Regions from separate parts of the Homo sapiens genome. Here region 2 is linked to region 1. A link is an interaction called in ENCODE POLR2A ChIA-PET data of the cell type or tissue named here. Cell type or tissue: IMR-90. All regions are shown on one strand.

Region 1 (2,500 bases):
CATTTAATCAAGAATGTGAATGTAGCAGAACAGGGTCATAACAGGAGATAGAAAATCTAATTTAAGGCCTGACTGAATCTGCAGAAGTAGCCCAAATAAAAACACTCTTATAAGAACTCTCAACATGGGTCAATCTTTCTCATTTCTTCTGGACCATCAACTTCATCCATTTGCTGTAATGAACTTCCTTTCTATGGTTCAGTTCCTATAAGGCTATCTCTGATCACCTCCAGATGTTCTCTATTACCCAGTATCTTCACAATGACCTCCTGTATCCATCCTTTTCCTTGAACCCTGGTCCAGAGGCAGATATTGTACTGAATATCAGAGAGAGACATCTGAATTTGATAAAGGGGGTCTCATCAGCAAATCTCAAGATAAGGATAAAGATGTCAAATCATAAAAGTTTCATCATGGAATGTAAGATTTTATGCTTCCTCTTCAATGGCTAATAAAATAAAATATTAAACAACAAATAAAGAATAATTGTCACTTTTGAAAAAATTATTCTTTTTAAAATTAAAAAATATTAATGAATTTTTATTAATGAATTAGAAGCTTATTCTTTAAATGGCACCTCATTCTAATTTTTTAACAAAGTTTTAAAATGCATGCATGAAAGCTATTTTTTTAAAAAAAATCATATCTTTTAACAAATGAATGGCTTTATCAAGTATTAGCTTAACAATAAAATTTTTCTTTGGAAGAAAAATTGAGTGGGGAAAGATATATGCCAAAACACTGAGAGAGCTTTTTAACTACACTACAAAACAGGCATTATTAAAACAGCAATCTTCTGCTACAACTATGAAATTCAAATTTTTCTATCATAAAACAATACTATTTTTTCCAGGTAGCAATTGAAATAATACTTGTTTCAAGGGAACAAAACATCAATTTAAGAATATAATAAAGTATGATATCATCATTCAATTTTTTAAAAGCTCACTTAGAATTGCAATTTTATTAAGCTCAACAATGATTTTGAAATATTTGTCCATTTGTCCTTGAATAAGCTAACTTCTTCTGCCTTAGTTCATTAGCGTGGAATTAAAAATGAAAGGAATTTTTGTGGCATGAATATTTCACAGCAAAGATGATACTCGATACCTGCTTAAGTTGTGTTGTCACGGGAACCATCTAGGAGAAACCATTTGAAAACTAGAATTTCCAAACCATTAAAACACTGCCTTAAAGTCTGGCTTCACTTACAGTTTGGAAATCAAACCTGCAGTAACCATTTTTATTTTTAAAACATGTATAACCCATCTGCTTTAAAAAAAAAAAAAAAGAAAAGAAAACTATTAACTTCACTCTGAAAAGACTTGAATTTCCTTTCCATGAAAAATCCTGACTCTATAGCATACCAACCTGGGGGATTCTGCTGCCTAGCAGGTAACCATGGAAACAGAAGCACACACTGTGAGCCTGCACTGAAGCTAGCATGATAAGACCATAACTGAGATGTTTGGTGTATGTTTTCACAGCTGCTGTCTCCTTGCTTTATTTCTGCTGGTATTTTAAGGGAAATTCAACTAACTTCATCTTTTCCTTTAAACTTACCTAAAGCTCACTATCAAAATATCCAAAAAAAAAAAAAAATCCCAGCAAATGGTGGTAGAGAAATAAAAATTTAGAGAGAGGGGAAGAGGCCCTGGTCCCATTTTGTTGGATGCATGTGTGTGCCATTCTATAGCTCAAGTTTCATTGGCCTACAAGATAAACTAGTCCACAGAAAAGTGACAGCCAGACTGGTATTGATGAGAGACCTGGAGATAGTATTTTCTTAAGAAATCAGATATCACAAAGTCCTCCACAATTTGGCCCCAAGCCACTTAATTTTAAGCCAACGTCCAAATATACAATTCCATGAATTCTGCATTCCAGCCAAATATGTCTGCTTGTCATTCTGTAAATAAGCTAAATATCTGACTTTCCCGAACAACCACCACCACCCGAATGCCTTTTGAGCCATCATCCTACAAGGAGTAAATAATCTATAAAACCAGGTTCAATTGCCACCTGGCAAAAATGACTTATGAATTTACATTAACTATTTTATTCACATTGCTTGACATTTACTTCATGCCTACCAAAGTATTCAGGTGTCTGCATCACTTCTCCAGGATACTATTGATCATTTAAGGTGTGGGCAATGGCTCTGAATCTAATAGCTAGTTCTCTAGTAACCTGAATGACAATAATGATAATGGAATGGTAGAAAATTAAGGAATATCAGCTTCAATCAATCAATATTTAAGAATATTAAAGTAGAAACCTTTAAGCACATCAAGCCAAAGCTGTTGACACACAGTTAGACCAGAGAATTTTGGCTGGGAACAGTGGCTCACTCCTGTAATCCCAGCACTTTGGGAGGCTGAGGTGGGCAGATCACTTGAGGTCAGGAGTTCAAGACCAGACTGGCCAATATGGTGAAACGCCATCTCTACTAAAAATACAAAAATTACCCAGGCATGGTGATGGGCACCTGTAATCCCAG
Region 2 (2,500 bases), 220 kb after region 1:
ATGGTAGTACGATAAGGATTAGACATTGAATTTGGTGGCTTTTGCAGCATAACAAGATTTTCTTGCCAAGATCATCCCCACACACCAAAACCACTATAAATTAGCAATAAAATTGCGCCTCATTCCTGGTAGTTTATTAAATATTTCATATAAAGGAATATATGTGGTCACTATTACCCTATGTATTTTTTAAGTAAGAACAGTATCTTAAAACGAACTAAGAATGAGTCAACTGGTCTATTTTATTAGCTCACTATTTTGGACAATTTCAGACGACAAAACATGGGATGATAATTCTATCAAACTGTCTCCAAAACGGTTCTGAACAAATTCTGGCTTTGTTGGCCAGATTATACCTAAGTGACCAATCTATGAAAAGCCAAAAGGGCGAGGCATGAACTACACTGAACCTGTCAATTCTAAACCAAATCTGACATGTGTGGACAGTGGGAGGAGGGAGGACAGAAAAGATATCTTAAGATAATAAAAAGTGAAATAAGCATTTTTATTGTACCATGTAATTTTCTATGGAAAAAAAAACATTTGACATGGAGAAAACAATGGAGAATTTTTAGAGATAGTTCCAGTACTCAGTGGTCCTAGATTCTGTTCATAAAAGGAGTAACAAGATGAGAAGAGCTTTAGATGATCAGAGTTGGTTTCCTCTTTGGTATTTAGGTTTACTTCTGGACTATGCCAAGAAAGAAATTCTAGGGAGCCTCTCAGAACCTATTCTGGTTCAGGGGCTGCCTGATGAAAAAAAATTATAATTTAAAAAAAGGAAAGAAAGAAATTCTACTGATATATAATGTTACTGAATAACATAAGTTCCTACAGATTATCAGCACAGTCCAAAGTCTCCAATACAGGTAAGCTTTGACTTCAGTCACAATTTGCAATTTTGAGTCCTAATGCTCCTCCACTTTGCCCACTGTGAGGAAAATATGGGGTAAAACATTCAGCATCCATTCTGACCCCCTTCTTCTTTGCCTACTTCCACTAGTGAGGCTGGAAAAAGAAGATACATTCCCAGAGTCTTTTGCAGCAAAAGGTGGCCAAAGAAGTACAGACAGAAGTTCCAGGAGAGAGAATTCTTTGTCACATAAAAATGCAAAATCTCTAAGAGAAAATAATTTTTCTTCTTCCGCCTTTTTCCTGCATAAACCAGACACACCTCAAAACACAGCCACAGCCACAGTGCAAAAATAAGGCAAAAAGCCACAGGCTGAAGATGGTGGAGGCAGGGAAGAGGGAAGACACGGGGCTCCTGATGCCCTTGAGCAGCTCTTGGAGCCTGGACTGCTTAGCCCCAGACTTCTCATTAGGTGAGAAGGACAAACCCCTGGCTTGTTTAAGCCACTCTGTGTCAGGTTTCCTGTTAGTCGCAGCCAAATACATTCTTGCCTGTAAAAGTCATTGGTATAACAAACCTCTCTAGCTATGTATTTATCAATGATCAACTTCACCAAAACCCTCCAAGTCTTCATAGAGATAAGTGACTGAGAGTGCTTGCTCCATGCCCGTGAGCGTGAGGTTTTACTGCCCCTCTCAGTGCATCCTCACGGAACTCTACGAGAAGCAAAGTGAGGACCTCCTCAATCCAAGTTAGTCTGAAAGCAGCTCCTGGGCTCTTTACTGCCAAGCTATACAACCTCTGATGTGTTTTTTCACTTAATCTATAAAGCAATTTTAATTGCAACTATGCTCTCTGGATCAAATAAATTGTCATAACAAACTTTTCTAATTTTTTGAGGAAGACTTTCACTAAAACACATCAAACACACCCCCCCCCCCCCAACACACACATACACAAAGGATTCACATGCAATTAGAAGAAAAAAGAAAAAAAGACTTGGCAAGTATTTGCTTTCTAGTGTTTTGAAATCTTTATCCATCATGTGAGACAGTACTGCTGCATCTGAACTGATGTTTATTAAGCACCATCAACCTGGCACTGAACTAAGCATATTACATACATTCTCACACTCAGCATTCACAATATCACCGTAAAGTAGGACTATTATTATCCCCATTTTACAGGTGAGCAAATGAAACATGTTAACCCAGGCAGAGTATTTTCTTCAAAAAACCTTCTTTCTACACACCAATGAATGACTCAAATTCAGAGCAACTTACAACCAGAAGAGAGATTAACTGATTTCGCTGCTAGTCTTTAGTAAACCATACTAGAAATGAATGGCTCAGGACCAGTCAAATAATGAAAAATACTCAAAGCAAGAACAATTTACAACTAAAAAGGGTGAAAAGCCCTCTCGTCCTGAGCAAAATCTAGAACTCCACACTCATGTCTAATGGAGCTTTACTTAGTATTTACCCACCCACCTTTACAAGTATACTCAACACATGGCAAGCTACCAGGGAGGCCAATAATAATATTTAGATAGCTGTGCATGTTCATTAATCGTAAGATAATTTAAGACCAAACTAAAGTTTCCAATATACTTGATTTTCATGATCAATATAAGAAAGTGCATTTTAT

The links. Peaks named below come from ENCODE experiments on the same cell type or tissue, not always from the same donor. Only the 100,000 strongest peaks of a DNase experiment are listed, where the experiment ranks them.
Region 2: POLR2A ChIA-PET joins it to region 1 with 12 read pairs; 3 of 35 experiments call an interaction of 5 or more read pairs at or near these places.

What each region holds. Positions count from the first base shown.
Region 1 is chr10:58,742,569-58,745,068 of GRCh38, reverse strand. The region is part of intron 3 of BICC1 (BicC family RNA binding protein 1); the gene reads right to left. Among named protein-coding and RNA genes, the nearest start is that of BICC1, 230 kb to the right of the region's middle. In IMR-90, no CTCF peak of the experiment used is centred here; a DNase peak (open chromatin) is centred at 1,428.
Region 2 is chr10:58,517,887-58,520,386 of GRCh38, reverse strand. All of the region lies in intron 1 of BICC1 (BicC family RNA binding protein 1), which reads right to left. Among named protein-coding and RNA genes, the nearest start is that of BICC1, 6.3 kb to the right of the region's middle. In IMR-90, no CTCF peak of the experiment used is centred here; no DNase peak of the experiment used is centred here.